2 separate regions of the Homo sapiens genome follow, and region 1 is linked to region 2. The links are chromatin loops, found by intact Hi-C in ENCODE. Cell type or tissue: Calu3. All regions are shown on one strand. Links, peaks and the distances in the headings refer to the core of each region. The heading gives the core; the rest is flanking DNA.

Region 1 (8,335 bases), core at 165-8,164, 62 kb after region 2:
TTGTTGCATTATCTCCCCAGCAGCCCTGCTGCTAAAGGGCTTACGTGCTTAGGAAACAACTGGACATGAAGCTCTGACCTCCCCATGCCCTTACCACCCCCAGCCCCAGAAGTCTCTGTCAGTATGATTGCTTTTGTGTTGATTCTTTCTGCTTCCTGGAAATCTAGCCAAGCCCACCCCCCACTGGCAGAGGCCCAGTGTGATGGGGTGTGAGTCTGTTTAGAGGCTAGGGCTTGCCAGTTGCCCCAGGACATGTCTGACCCCAAGGTGTGAGAGGAGCCTGTCTGGAGCCCACTCACACTGCTCTGGCCCATGTGCTCTGTGCAAGGTCACACTTCCATGCCTAAGGTCACACACTCAGGCCCCTAATGCTGGCAAAGCAGAGGAGGATCAGCGTCCTGTTCAGCAGACTCCTGGCAGTTCAGACCACATGATGAGGGAAGGCCCAGAGGACAATGCCAAGGCCCCATAGTAATGACAGGTGAAGCCAGCTGGACTTCTGGATCGAGTGAGGACTTGAAGAACTTTTCTGTCTTAAAAGAGGATTGTAAAATTCACCAATGAGCACTCTGTAGCTGAATTGTAAAACGCACCAACGAGCACTCTGTAGCTGGATTGTAAAACACACAAATCAGAGCTCTGTAAAATGCACCAATCAGCGCTTTGTAAAATGCACCAATCAGCAGGATCCTAAAAGTAGCCAATCACAGGGAGGATTGAAAAAAGGGCACTCTGATAGGACAGAAACGGAACATGGGAGGGGACAAATAACAGAATAAAGGTTGGCCACCCCACGCCCCCATCACCAGCAGCAAACTTGTTAGTGCTCTTGCACGCTGTGGAAGCTTCCTTCTTTCACTCTTCACAATAAAAGTTGTTACCGCTTACTCTTTGGGTCCGTGTCATGTTTAAGAGCTGTAACACTCACGGGGAAGGTCCGCGGCTCCATTCTTGAAGTCAGGCAGATCGGGAGGGTTATGGCAGGAACAGACTCTGGACACAGTAAGATGATCACTCATTCTCAGAAAAGGATGCAGGGTCCCTCAGGAGATTCAGGGCCACACCCTCCCATCTTTGGGGATGTCACAGTGGCTTGCAGATTGGGTGGAAGAAATAAGTGCTTGCTGACTTCCAGGGAAGCTGGGCTCCAGACTCTTCTCTCTTAATTACCAATGCAAGTCTGGGCTTCCCCTCTTGGGAATCCTCACCCCGTCCATGCTTCGTCACAACCTTCTGTGATAGGTGATGAGGCACCACGCAGGGAGTACTGGACAGAGCCATCAGAGCAGCAGCACTAGACGCCATGCAAGGGACATCACCCAGGCAATCCCTGAAGGCAGACAGGGAGACTTCTCAACTGCAGTGGGTGAAATAATCTCCCCCACAGCCCCCGCCAAATTCGCATTCTTCTTGGAGTGTCAGAATGTGACCTCATTTGTAAATATGATTGTTGTAGTATAATTAGTAAAGCCGAGGGTATAGTGGAGTATGGTGGGTCCTTAATCCATTACGACTGGTGTCCTCACGAGAAAACAAAAAGAGGCAGAAACAGACACACAGGGAGAATGCCAAGTGACAGCAGACGCAGAGACTACAGCGATGTGTCTGCAAGCCAAGGAACGTCAAGGATTGCCGGCAACACCAGCAGCTGAGAGGTGAGGAAGGGTCCTCCCCTGTAGACTTCAGAGGGGGCCGGGTGCTGTTGACATCTTGATTTCAGACTTCTGGCTTCCACACTGTGCAAGAACAAATTCCCATTTTTTAAGCCACCCAATTTGTGGATATTTGTTACAGCAGCCCAAGGAAATTAATACAGCAGTCTTCATTCCTGAAGCAATAAAATGAGCGCAGACTGCAGCAATTATTAATTCAGCCAACATTGATGGAACACATAAGCATCAGGCTCTGGACTGGGTGCTGAGAAAAGAGGTGAACAAAAGACGTGATGTTTCTCTACTAGCAATTTGCCCACAATAGCCACAGAAAAACAGATCATTAAAAATTGTGATAAGATCTATGACGTAACATCATGGGGAAGTGTGGTTGGGATGTGGGAAGCCGGAAAACCTCCCGGAGGAAACGTCATTTATTCCACTGAGACCTGGAGAGAGAGGAGATGGAGTGGGAGGAAGACTTACTGAGTAACATGCATGTTTGTGTCATGTTAGGACTTTCTGACCTTGCTCTTGAGGTAGATACAGTAAAACACTAAGGGAGGCGTTAACCACGTCAAATATCGGGGAAGTGCACTGTAAAGAAGGAGCTGTGTGTGCCAGTGCCTCAAATCAAAAAGGACTGGAGTGCAGCTGTGGAAGTGAGAACTAGAGAGTCTAGCGAGGGAGCCGGCAGAGGACGGGACAGGACCTGTGTGGGGGCTGCAGAGGCGGTAGTGGGTCTGGTAAATATAACAGGACAGGATCGTTTCCACTGTCCATTTCCCTTCCATCCTATACTTAAAGGTTCAGCATGGGCACAGTTCATCAGCACGGGGCTCTTCCCAGCTGATATGTCCAGATCCACAGGAGTGAGTGTGAGCACCAGGGCCCTGCTGGCACACGCAGCCTCCCAGCCTCACACGCAGCCACCTGGAGTAAAGGCTTGGCTTTTTAACTCTGCTGTGCAATAGTTCATGGTTGCTTTAACACAGTGTACCAACTCTGAAAAGTTTAATGGAGCCATCTTCGTTAACATGTGTCTCTGACCTACTGTTACTTGGTAAGTAGTGCATTCTCCAATTCATAAAAGCTGAATTTGAAATTGTCAAGTCCCCAGATTACAGCTGCCAAACTGCCTCCATTGATGTCATCAGTCTCCAACCTGACTGAAAGCAGGAACACCTTCGTCCCTGCTCAGTGCATAGCATACACAATGCCACAAGGCCTCCTTCATCCCCATGTCCTGCTTTAACACACAGCGGGCATTTACATCTTTCCTTCTGCTTCAGTTAAGCAGTGTCTACTCTATGGGTCCCCTAGAAGCTAGTACTGGCCTGTTGTGACTTAACATCACCCAGTAGTTCCATACAGACAGCAGCTGAAACACACTTTCCATCTTAGAAATCATAATATGCTCCCTGTTTCCTGGAAATGGACGGTGTTAGATGGTTCATCATTGCTCCATCTTCCAAGAAAACTACACATGCAAACTCTGCTATGTCCTGTTGAGAGGCCCCTCATTAGGGGCAGATAGGAGCTTCGCCTGAGGTTATATTATGGTTAAACTATTGCGGGTAACCAATCCATGTCTATTGAGACCATGAACAACAGAAATGAATTTATAAAACAAATAATGCCTTCCCAAACCCTGTATGTAAATGTCACACATCAATCTCCCCATTAATCTCCCCCCGGGCTTCTGGGATGTTGAAAGGAGTTCTCAGAGGAAATAATGTTTTTGCCCTTTCCTTTTATTTGGAAAATCAAAACCAAGCCGGGTTCGAATGACCAGCCTTTGAAGGAAGGAAACAGTGTTTCACCACTGTAGCTTGGACCTCGCATGCAAAAAGTGTGCAAGCCTCTTCTCCCTGGTCTTCTCTTCCATTTCCACGTTGAGGATGCCTACAAACAAAACAGAGCTCCGTGCTCAGGGGAGGAGCTTCTGGAGGCCCAGACCCCATGGACACTCAGGTGGTTGTTTTAAATGGTAAGAAGTGATAAAGACGAGATGGACACTGGAGAGACACTTAGGGGCATGGGCCAGCTTTGTAAGTGGTGTTATATCCTGGCTGCAGTAAGGGTAAGAGTCACAGCAGCTATAGGTTAAGAAGCAGGCAGTGATATAGAAATAAGAGCCAAAGGTGGAGGGTGTTTTTTCTTTTTTCTTTTCTTGTTGTTCTATGTCTTCTATTAATTTGGCTGTGAAAGGGGAAAAATCAAGATCAGATTGGTATTTGAAGAGAAAGCTTGGGGTTGCAGGAAGGAGTAAGTGAAGGAATATAATTCCCGGCCGGGGTCGGGGGCTTCAGAAAGAGAGAGATGGAAACTGCACCAAGAAAAGAGTGAATGGGCTCACCCCACTAGGAAGAGGAGGCATCTCACTCAGAGACTAGAGGCCGGTAAAGACAGAAAAGATCGAAAACCTCTGAGGTTTGGGGAGGATGTAAGCAAATTCTTGAAGCTCAAATTAATGGGTACAAATATTGACCAGTTGTCATATTCAGTCACCATGCTCAAACGCCTTCCACTTCACAAGGAATTCATCTCTGGTGTTTCTGTTATCTCTCACAGTGAGAAATAAAGAATAAATAAGAAGAAAATAATTTTTTTAAAACAAATATCACAAAGGATTAATATTCTTAATATATAGTCTCTATAAAATTTAGTATGAAAAAAGGAATCTAAAAGGAAATGCATGAATTATAAAAAAAGAGAACTTCTAGATTCAGCTCCAATACATAAAAGGCCTGGAAATCATCTCTCCCATCCTTACAACAAGAAAAAGCTAGAACACTGAAAATCAACCAGTGTTCCAGGACCTGTTGGAGACTCAAGGGCTCAGGGAAAACCTCCACCTGGAAACCTGGAGAGTTCAGCAGTCTGGAGTCCTAGTTGGGCTCAGCTCACCTCGAGCAGAAGCCACTAGAACCACAGACTGGTGGGAACACTTAGGTGGTATTTTGAGGAATTGCTGGGAACTGAGTGTGGAGTAGAACAAAAATGAGAAACTCTAGAGGGCTGCAGTCTTAGAGGGGTCCTCATTTTCATGGGCCTTAAGTCTAGGAGCCCCACAAGGTGGCCATGGTGAAGATCTGAGAAAGATCCCCTTGTACATCTTGCAGAGGACAGGGAAGTGACTTTCTACCAAAAATACAGGATGGCAAAGGATTTTTTTAAAAGAGTAACTTTACAGTGGAGAAACCTGGCAAACACTACTTGGGCCAGGTGGTCAAGGTCACTGTCAACAGTGATAAGTCATGTGGATAGCATGTTCCCTCGATATGGTGTGATGATAATGGCACTTTACTGTTGTGGGCTTCCTCCCAAGAACCCAGACCCTAGCACAATCATGAGAAAAACATCGGACATACCCCAACTGTGGGACATTCTACAGAATTCCTGATCAGCACTCCTTAAAACTGTCAAGGTCATCAAAAATAAGGAAAACCTAAGAAACCTTTACAGTCAAGAGGGCCTAAAGAGACATGAAGACAAAATGTCATGTGGTATCCTGGATAGGATGGGAACTTGGAACAGAAAAGGGACGTTAAGTGAAAATTAAGGAAATCTGAATCAAGTATAGACTTGAGTTAATGGTAATGAATCACTGCTGGTTCATTAGTTGTAGAAAATGTGCCACACTAATGTAAGTTGTTAACAATAGGAAAAACAGGGTGTAGAGTACATGGGAACTTGGTACCAGCTTCACAATAATTCTATAAATCTAGAACTGTTATAAAATTAAACGTTTATTTTTAAAGTAAGAAAAACATGCAGTATCTGAATAATCAAATAAATATAAATTAAAAGTAAGAGGTGTAACTTTTTTTCATCAACACATTCATCAAAACTTGAAGTTCAATAGTAATCAATCCTGGCTTAGGTACAATAAAACATACTTTCCTGGATTGCTGTCAGTTAGTATAATGATTTAGAAAGCAAGCTTTGCAATACAGTTCAAAAACACACTAACTCAGTAACTCTATTTGTAAGCATCTATTTTAATAAAATAATCAGAAAGCAGATAAATGATTACGTATAAAATTTTGCATATTTGCCTCATTAAAAATTGTAAAAATAAGTAAAACTGAAAAACTAGGAAAAAGACATCATAGTAATTGGTATGGGAGATACTGCCCCACTGGGAATCATATAAAAGCCAGGCTGAACACAGAAAACAACTGTTTCCTGAGTTTGGGCAGCAGACACCCCCTGGTGTGGTCTCTGAAAGAAGAGCTCACCCGAGTGGGTACCACCTCCAGATTGGCTTTCCCCAAGGATGCCCTTCAAAGTGTAACCCATGGAGATAGAGCCAGGGAGAGACAGTCTGCTTGATCACCATGCAGGGCTCAAAATTGTTCAATATTTGAAAATCTGTCAAGGAAATATTTTCAGTTAGCAAGTTAAAGAAGAAAATTCATAGGATCATTTTTAAAGATGTGGGAAATGCATTTGAAAAAAATCAAAACCCATTTATAATAATAACTTTGAGCTGAACAAGAATGGAAGAGAAATTCTTTAGGGATGGGTATATGCTGAAGACGCTATCAAATAATGCACTGAAAGGTGAATGGTTGCTGTATTACCACTAAAGGAAGAAGGAAGGAAAAGAATGTCTCTCCCCATCACCACCATTAAATACTCAACATATATTGAAATGTTCGTCAAGGCAATAACACCAGAAATGTTTACAAGAGATATGATATTGGAGCAAAAGATCTAACGCTGACATCATTAGCAGATAATACCATTACCTAGGAAGTCCAAGGGATTTGTCTTTAAAACATACTATAACCAATAAGACGTTCAGTAACATCTCCAGTAACACCTGTGTGAATAAAATTATGACTTCAATTAAAAAAGGAAACCCAAATAAATAGATGTGCTGTGTTTCTAAAGGAAAGACTTGATATTGTGAAGATATACATTCTCCCATAATTAACCTATACATTTTTGAGCCATTCCAATAAAAATCCAAACTTACTATCTACAAAATATGAGAAGCTAACCCAAATTTCACCTGAGTGTGTAAACCAGCCAGGGTTACAGCAAATTCTAGAGCAGGGGAGTGAGTCAACAATGGGGCACCAGATCACTAGATATCAAAAGATAAACCACAAGAATCAAAACAGAACAGAATTAGCCAAGGAAAAGACAAATCAGTGAAATAGAATACACAGCCCAGAAAAAAAATATTTTAATTCAATGACTAAGGAATAATGAAATAGCTGGCATAGGCATAATTGGGATCCACCTGTGTGTCAGATCAAGGATGGCTCCAGAGTCTAGATATGCCTGCCATCAAGAGGTGGGGTCTCTGCCTCCTCCCTTTGAATCTGGGCTGGATTTTAGTTGCTTTAGAGTATGTTGGAAGTGATACTGTGCCAGCTCCAGTCCAAGTCTTTAAGGCAACAGCAGATTCTGTTTCCTTTCTCTGGTAGCCCTGTGCTGTCCTGTGGGAAGTCTGATTGTCCTGAGTTGGCCATGCTGTGAGGAAGCCCAGGCTTGCCATTGGTGGGGGGCCATGGGGAGGGAGAAAGGGGAAGTTGAGGGGCCAGCCCATGACTCCTTCCTCCTCCATCCCAGCTGAGTGCCCCAACATTGTGGACCAAAAGCAAGTCATTGCTGCTGTGCCCTGTCCCAATTCTTAATCCACAGAATCATGTGAAGTAATGGTTGTAAATTATTGGCTTGAGGGTAAACCAAATTAGGGGATAGTTTGTCATGCAGTAATAGCTAACCAGAACAACTTAGGGGAAAAATAAGTTAGACTCTCTTTCTACACTATAAATAAGTTCCAAAGGGATTTAAATATATAACTTACAAAGCAATAAAGTACTAGAATAAAACTAAGAAGACTGATAGTTTACCTTGCTAGGAGGTGTAGAAAAGGCAATTTCATACATTGTTAGTGGTAGTGTGAATTGCTACAACTTTTTGGAGAGTGATACACAATATCTATTAAAATTATCAATTCTGAGAATCTAGCTATGGAAACCAAGTTCAAGTTCTTATCAATATATAAGACTCTCTGTAAGAAGATGCCTATCACAGCATAGTTATAAAAAAAACAATGAAACAGTTTGGATGGTGGAATCAATTGCATCCTATCCACACAATGGAATGTTATGGAGCTATTAAAAACAAAAATGCTAGATCTATGCTTATGAACCTGGAGGGATTTTGTCTTATTCAGTTTGGGCTGCTATAACAAATATACCCCATAGATGGGTGTTTTAAACAACACACACTTGTTTCTCACATTTCTAGAAGCTGGAAAGTCCAAGATCAAGGTGCTGGTAGATGTGGTGTCTGGTAAGATTAGACAGACACCTTCTCATTGTATCCTCGCACGGCCAAGAGAAAAATCTCTCTCCTCATAAGGGTCCTAATCCTATTCCTGATGGCTCAACCTTCATGATCTAACTACTTCCCCAAAGCCCCACCTCCTGAGACCATCACACTGGAAGTTTGAATTTCAGCATATGAATTTTGGGGAGATACAAACATTTAGTCCAAAACAGATCTCAAAAATTAATTTAAAAGTAGTTTCACACTCTGGAAGATGATTTGGCAAGTTGTTAACAAATAAACATGCAATTATCATATGACCCGGAAACTTCATTCTTGGATTTTTTTTCCTGAGAGAAATAAAACTTGTGTTATCACAAAAACTTGTA
Region 2 (8,335 bases), core at 17-8,016:
GGAGAGTGTCAGGGGAGAATTTCAAACATGAAATATGTCAGGTTTAAAATGCGCCACATCCTTGCATCTTCAAACCCTCCCACAGCTCATGGCATCCTGCCCTGAAAGGCCTTTTCCCAAGTCTTCCAGGCTGGGGCTCCCTCTGCTCTGACTCCAGGTTCCAGGAGAGGAAGGGATTGCAGAGCCTGAGAGGACAAGCCACTCGATGGCCAATGCATAGATGCTAGAAGCCAACATTTGAGTTCGAGCCCACTCATGGCTCTGTGCCTCAGTTGCCTCATCTGTAAAATGGAGATAACCACACTGCCGGCCTCACAGGAACACAGTGAGGTGAACCAAGTTAATGTATGTAGGGCACCAGGAGCAGAGCCTGGCCTGTGCTCAAATCAAATCCACACATGAGTTGCTATTGTCACAGACATTTCTCAAGTACTTGCTAGGTGTCAAGCCCTGTGTAATTTACTTTCCGTTCTTATCCTGGCTGGAGACTCACAAGTCTCACTAGGGGATAGGAGGCAGGAAAAACAGGCAGACGCCAGGGTAGTATCTGGCCCTGCTCTCCCCAGTGGGAAATGTTTCTGGGTAGGACACAGGAAAGAAAGGCTGCAGATCCTTGCTCTCAGTTTTTGCCAGTGAGAGGTGAGGCCAGCTGGACTTCCTGGGTCCAGTGGGGACTTGGGGAACTTTCCCGTCTTACAAGAGGATTGTAAAACGCACCAATCAGGAACTTTCCTGTCTTACAAGAGGATTGTAAAACGCACCAATGAGTGCTCTGTAAAATGCACCAATCAGCAGGATTCTAAAAGTAGCCAATCATGGGGAGGATTGAAAAAAGGGCACTCTGATAGGACATAAATGAAACATGGGAGGGGACAATAAGGGAATAAAAGCTGGCCACCCCCCAGCCAGCAGAGGCAACTGTTGGGGTCCCCTTCCAGGCTGTGGGAACCTTGTTTTAGATCTTCACAATAAACCTTGCTACTGCTCACTCTTTGGGTCCACGCCATGTTTAAGAGCTGTGACACGGGCAAGGTCTGCAGGTCTGCGGCTTCATTTTTTTTTTTTTTTTTTTTTTAGATGGAGTCTTGCTCTTGTCACCCAGGCAGGAGTGGTGCAGTGGTGTGATCTCGGCTCACTGCAACTTCTGCTTCCTGGGTTCAAGCGATTCTCCTGCCTCAGCCTTCTGAGTAGCTGGGGTTACAGGCACCTACCATGACGCCTGGCTAATTTTTGTATTTTTAGTAGAGACGGGGTTTCGCCATGTTGGACAGGCTGGTCTCGAACTCCTGGCCTCATGATCCGCCCGCCTCGGCCTCCCAAAGTGCTGTGATTATAGATGTGAGCCACTGCGCCTAGCCCGCGGCTTCATTCTTGAAGTCAGCGAGATCACGAACCTACTGGCAGGAACCAACTCCGGACACACCTGGGTCACAGAGACTCCTTTTACCGAGGGCCTGAGGCGGGCTGTCACTTACCCGCAGCTACACACGCTAGATCCCAGGCCTCATTTCCTCCTGCTGGGCCTGTTCAGCTGTAAACGCCATCCCAGTGTCTGGCGTCTGCATCTGACCATACCTCTTCCTGGTCTTTATTGCCTTTTTCTCTTTCATTGAAGTCAAGGGCACAGAAAAGTGCTTGACGTGCCCTGCAGAGGCCCTGGGTGCCCTCTGACCACAAACATCATGACCCAGAAATTCTGCTAACTCAGAAACACAGTTGCAGACTTTCTCCTGAGCTTAGGTAATAATTGCACTTGTATTTTCTCTTTCTTTCTCTCTCTCTTTTTATTTATTTAGTTATTTATTTGTTGGGTCAGGAATAGCAATATGTCAACCCAATTTTTTTTTAAATCCCTGAGTTTTTATTATAAGCTACAGCAGTGTGGGGTGGGAGAGGCTGTTGTGTTACTCAAACTTGCATTACAGAATAAACCTTCCTATGAAACATGGTAGGCTGTTTTTGGAACTCAAGCAGCTCATGAGAGAGTTGCTTTAGGAGCTGTGTTGTTTGTTTTGATGGCCTCCTTGGAAGGGCACTTCAGTGGGGCTTGGGTCCTGGACGCAAGAGGCTGTGAGCAGGCAGCTTGGGATCACTGAGTCCCAGCCCCCCTCTGTCTCCAGGAGAGAAGTGCCCTGATCAGGGGCATGAGGAGACAGTCACTGAGCAATTGTGCTTGAACTAGCTGGACAAACATGGAAGGAAGGGAGTCATATATATACAACATACCCCCATTGTGCCTGGTCTCTTCTAAGTACCTTTATCATCATCCTCACGGCTCTGATTTTCTTCATCTAATTAAAGCACAAAGGTATCATTTACTTGTGAAAGGCACCTACTTAGCAGATTGAAGAACTTGAATTCAAACCTAGATTTTTCCAAAAAAAAAAAACTATGCCCTCATAAAGAGAGAGCCACTGGTTGGTGGGGGCGGGTGGGGGTGGTGGAGCGAAGAAGCTAAGTAAAACATTTTTTTTCTGGATACGTGAGGGAACAAACCAAGTGTGGTCATGGGGCTGGGGGAGGTGTCAGCTTCGGACATCCTTAGCTCCTCTTCCAGAAGGGCCAAGGCTGGGGATTTTGGGGAGAGACACAGGAGAGGTGATGGGGAAGGAAGGAGAATCAGGGCTACTACCCTGCTGTCCCCTGGAACCCGGGTGGCCTGGCGGGGCCAAGAGGAGAAGTGGTCACCTGCCTGTTCTCGCACCTGATTCCCTGGTCATGGGGCAGATTCCAGGAGAAGCCCCGTATTAGTGGATGCTGACTTCACGGCTTCCCAGATCCCAGATCCCCAGCCTTCCATGAAGATCTTACCTCAAGAGACTGTGCGGTTCTCTGAAGAAGTCAGAGGAATTAGTTTCTTGGCCTTTCATCTCACATCTTGGAGAATCTCTAAGCCCACTTGAAATCACAGGTAATGGGGAAGGGCAGAGCACTTGGCATCTGCAAGAGCTCCCAGGAGGCGCTTGAAGTGACACTCTCCGTGGCTCCATGGGCTCCTGTGCTTGCTCCCAGGTGTCCCAAGGAAATCAGAGAGGAGCTAGTTCCTTTTTGAGGTTGAGGTCCAGGCTGTCAGACACACCCAGGTCTTGGAAATTTTTAAGCAAATCCTGTAGACCTGACTGCAACTATCCCCACAGAAATTGCGCAGGGACAGACATTTGCTCTCATAAATGCCGCTGTCAGCCCGAATGAAGCTCCCAGCAGTGCCTGACCTAAGATCAGTGTCTGTAGCAATACTAAACATCCATGAGTCAACCCTTAAGCCTTCAGTCTCCTCTGAATCATTCTCTTCTGGGCCCCCCAAAATGTCTGAGATTCCTTGGGACTGTCTGTCTTGAAAGAGGTCTTTGTTCCAAGATATGAGAATCAATAAAATAATAGGACTAAGGAGTGGGAGGATGCTTATCAAGTGTAAATAGTGTGCATACGTGGCCAGGAACCCTACAGCTAAGGAGTCAGGCTGGACCAAGGGTGAGGTGGGGTCTGCTGGCATTCTGCTCATGTTGCCCAGAGTTTTGGAGGTTAGTTAGCTTTTGTGGGAATATAGAATCTAAGGAATTAGTCTCACTGACTTTTTATTGTAATGAAAGGGCCTGAATTGGGGGCTGAATCACTTCCCTGGGAAGATAAGCGAAGCCACTGGAAAGAACCTCAGGTCTCGGACGGGAGCAGTGAAGAAACAGACAAAAAGAGAGTCAACTTCTAGTCCTCTCTTTACCCCTGCCAGAGCCCTGAACCATGGGACCAGGGGGTGAGGGTCCTGGAATGTTCAGTGACTCCAGAAGCCAGTTAACCACAGAGAATCATGCGAAAAACTTCAGCCACCTAATGTAGCTCCACTCTGTGTCCGCCTTGAGTGCAAGGGGCTTGGGGAACGGGGCTGCTAAGTGAAGCAGTGTCACTTCCAGGCCTTGGCAATCTCATTGCAGCTGGAGTCCATGGAAGCTGCAGTGCTGAGGCCAGCAGACAGCCTGCCAAGCCTGAGATGCCTGATGGGCAATAACAAGAAAGGGGAGCTCCAGCCTGGCTTGGTGTTGAGTCTCTGGGAAGAAAACCAAACAAATCCAGGGTGGGTTAGCTTTCTCCTGTGGTTGTACTCTCTCTCCTGCAGTCAGGAGAAAGGAAAGAAAGAAAAAGAGAGAAAGAGAGAAATAGACAAGGAAAGAAAGAGAAAAAGAAGGAAGGGAAGGAAGGAAGGAGAACAATGAAAGAAAGAGAGAGATAAAGAAAGAGAAAGGAAAGAAAAGAGGCAGGAACTAGGAGGCCTTGACACTTGTGACTGAGCCCTGCAGAAGGGTCAGTGATGAGGACCTCAGAAAGTAAAGACCTCACCTGGACCCTGAAGCTCACTTCCAGGTGTTCTGCTGTGAAGCCAGGACTGGACACCAGAGCATCCACTATGGCAAGGGCTCTACTCTCCAGGCCACCTGAAGGTATCAGGGGTTTCTGACCTGGAGACGAGCAAACACAGTGGGAGGTGCTGCTGCCTGGTGATATCTGAGGTGCTGATGTGGAGGGAGGACAGGCTTCTTCCTTATGACACCCAGAGCTCAAGTTGGGGCCCACAGGGACCATTCAAAAGGAACTCAAGTTCAGTGTAATCTGAGTGCATCAACTGGGATTTACCAAGAGAAGCAGACCCAGTAAGAGATAGATGATTTGTTGTTGGGCATTGAGCTAACGTCGTCCTGGGGGTGGTTTTGTTAAGTGGTCTCTGCAAGGTTATGGTCCCCACAGCTGATGCTGGAGATTGAAGTCTATGAAGTAGGCCATCAGGAAGGGAAGAGCGTGAGCAAGTTGGAACCCGCAAGCAGGAGGGATGGCGGAGACCATGCCCATGCTTGTTGCCTCTGACCATGGTGACAAGGGTGTCCTGCAGAAGCAGGGACTCTCCCTCACAGGGTTAAACACATGCACCTGGGCCAGGAGGCAGAGAAGGTGGCCTGGCTGTGGCTTCATGCCACTGGGGTGAATCGCCAGACCAGCAACAATAGGTGTGTGCTGCTATTTCCCCATCGACTTTCCAATCTCCCAAGACTTTTCTGTGTGGCTGACTCTAACCATAAACAGCTGATGGTGAGCACCAGGAAACGTAGTCCTGGCCAGCCAACCTGATATCAGAAGACCAGCACAGCAAGGAAGGCCTGTCTCACATTCAGAGCTGCCCTGAGTGGGATGGGCTGTTCTGGGGGAAGGCTGTCCCCTCAGTAGCTCCACGCAAGCAGCAGCTGCACAGCTACCCAGTGGGGATGCTGTGCTTTGGCTATGCAACCATGGTGGGAGGGGGCCTTTCCTTCATCTGGCCTGGAACTCACCGTAAATGTCACTCCTTTGGGGTGGCCCACTGTGAAATGAAATTGCCCTCATAAATGCTGCCCTGAAGAGGTCTCTGGGTGTGGGACTGAGAAGAGGCTCTAGGAATGGACAGTCAGGGAGAGCAGAGGGTCTCTGCCAGCCCTCACCATAAGCATGGGCCTGGTAGAGTGGATCATGCAGCCCAGGTCCTAGCCCCGATGTGTGGGTATAGCAGCAGCTCTGGGCACCCAGGATGGCAGCCTGAGTGCAGGCCTTAGAATCCAGGCTCGACTCACCACCCCAGTGGGTAGGTCAGCTGGCTCCATCCTCTCCCCTCCCCAGGACCAGCTGACCATAACTCAGCAGGTTGGGTGCTGGCCAGTCCCGGAGCCTCACTCCTAGGTGGGAAGTACTGAGAAGTCCATAGCTGTTGGAAAAAAGGCCTCAAAAAACCCACAGCAGGAACCCCAGAAAGGGGCTCTACTAGTGAGGACATCAAGGAAACTGTGGAAATTACTTACGCATTTCTCAAAAATTCAAATATGGCACTAGGCCACCTCTATGCACAATAAAAAGATGGTCAGCCAAACTGGCCCTCACCTGGTTCTGCTACTTCCCCACTTCTGCTGCTTCCCCATTGCAGGAAGATGGCAGCTCTATAAACCTCAGTTTCTCCATCTGCCAATCAGGAAAAAAGGCTAATGGTCAGTGCCCCTTACAGTACTGACTACATAATATGCTATGCACAGCCTAGTGCAAAATCAAAATGTGGGCCCTCTGCTCAAAAGTTAAGAATTTCAAAACCACAATAACAGCATGTTACACCAAGCACAGGGCTCTTCTAAGCATAGAGCACAGTAGGGCTGCACAAGGAACGCCATGTGTGAGGCAGGCCCTGCCAACACACTCTCTGGTGCCTCTACCGTGTTTCAAAAGCTTGTGTATGTATTTATCATGAGAATGGAGGTATATATCCTGCAGCTCATGCTGTACCTTAGACATGCCAGTATGGGTCGGGATATATTTAGTCTCTGGAAGAATTTTGATTCAAGATTCCTGGGTGACCAAGGACCCAAGTTGGAGGCACCCTAGTTGGGGCCTCGACTTATGAAACTAAAATCTTATTTAAATAAAATGTCCTTCAAATGCAAGCTATTATTACAAAAGATCCTTTTTAAAAACTGTGAACATAAGACCACAGAGTTGCTAAATGTCCACAGAATATGCATATCCTGAAAAGGGAACATTTGTGAACTCAATGGGGATCAGCAGACTCTGGCCAGTGGGGCCACGGGCATACTCCCCAGCCTCCACTTGGGGCTGTAAACCGAAAATAAAATTCAAAGACCCTCCCACTCCTGCAACTATCTGAATGTACTTCCTCCTTCGCCAAGGCACTCTAAAATGTAACTTTAAAGACTGGTTCAGGCCATGACTGGAAGTGGGGATTGTATATGCCTCATTTTAAACCTCCCCCAGCATTAACATCAACACAGGCCTTAAGCCTAATAAGAAACAGTTACTGTCTTCTCTCTAAAGCCTGCTACTTGGAGGCTTCATCTGCATAAAACCCACGTCTCCACAACCTCTTGGCGTAACCCAGACATTTCCTTCCTATTGATGATGACTCTTTCAACAAATTGCCAATCAGAATATGTTGAAATCTACATATGACCTGGAAACCCCTGCTTCGAGTTGTCCTGCCTTTCCAGATGGAACCAATGTAAATCTTACATGTATTGATTAATGTATTATTTCTCCCTAAAATGTATAAAAGCAAGCTGCACCCTACCACCTTGGGCACATGTCATCAAGACCGCCTAAGCCTGTGTCGTGGGCGCGTCCTTAACCTTGGCAACGTAAACTTTCTAAATGCACTGAGACCTGTCTCAGATATTTGGGGCTCACATGGCCTCCACTCTTGCCCTTGGCCTCATCTATGCCATGCCTTGCTCCAGTTCTACCAAATCGCAGGGGCTTCCCTGAAGACTGTGCATTGCCTCCTATCTCTGGGCCTATGCACATGCTGTTCCCCTGCCTGGAATGCCCTCGCCATTCGGAAACAGCACCCAAAACACCACTGTTTCCCTTCGCAATTCAACTCCCACATCTCCTTTGGGAAGCTTCCTGGATTTCCTGGGAATGGTTGTAAATAATAATAATAAATATATGACATTTATTCAGTATCGATTATGTTTTAGTCACTATTATAAGTAATTTACATGTATTAACTCATCTATACTTCACAGAAACCCTCAGATAAATATACTATATCCTATCATTTTATTTAATATTAATTCCCATTTTACTGCTGCTGACAAGACCCAAAGAAGTATAGCAGCTTAGCCAAGCTCACACTTCCAGGCAGTCTTGCTCCAGAATGTGTGTTCTTGCCTGCTCCACAATTCTGCCACTCTCAGCTAGTTGCTCTTTGTATCTCATATTTACCTCCTCCGTGCACATATCCCATTGGATTGTGACCATTTGCTTATCTGGCTTTTTTCTTGAGTGCAGGGACTTTGTTCTATTCACTATTGTCTTCCTGTACCTATCAGAATGACTGATACTAAAAGGTTTTCAACGAGTATTAACAAAACGGAAGAGCTTCCACCCAAATGCTGATGCATCGCTTTCCCACATCCAGGCCTCCTCCAAGCTGTGGCAGACTGCAGACCATCAGCTGGCCCATCGCGCTTGAGCAAGAGACAAGGCCAAGTCCCCAGCGTTCTCTGCTGGCCTCCTTCTAAACCAGACACCGGACACAGATTCTTGGAGCCCCCACCGTTTGGTTTTAACAGGACTGTGGCTTGCCCTCAAAGCCTTCTCATGGTGATCAGACCTAGGTAGATGTCCCTGCCCCGTGAGCTGAGCAGGACTTTTCTGAATCCAGAGAGAGATTTGTGCCTATGAGAGAACATGCCAGGGAGTATGCTGCCTCCAAAGATCGGGACATGCACCTGCTGTGAAGGCAGTTCTTGTGGGTGCGGTCTAGGAGTCTCCTCTTGCACTCCTGCTTCTTGGCCTGTAAAATCAAACTTTC

What was found. Peaks named below come from ENCODE experiments on the same cell type or tissue, not always from the same donor. Only the 100,000 strongest peaks of a DNase experiment are listed, where the experiment ranks them.
Region 1: it touches region 2 in a loop (2.2-fold over the local background); 2 of 110 quality-filtered maps call a loop at or near these places.

What each region holds. Positions count from the first base shown.
Region 1 is chr10:47,070,914-47,079,248 of GRCh38, reverse strand. No RefSeq gene overlaps it. Among named protein-coding and RNA genes, the nearest start is that of PTPN20, 160 kb to the right of the region's middle. In Calu3, for the core only: no CTCF peak of the experiment used is centred there; no DNase peak of the experiment used is centred there.
Region 2 is chr10:47,132,633-47,140,967 of GRCh38, reverse strand. No RefSeq gene overlaps it. Among named protein-coding and RNA genes, the nearest start is that of GDF10, 160 kb to the left of the region's middle. RefSeq lists an enhancer at 2,598-3,797. In Calu3, for the core only: no CTCF peak of the experiment used is centred there; a DNase peak (open chromatin) is centred at 3,317.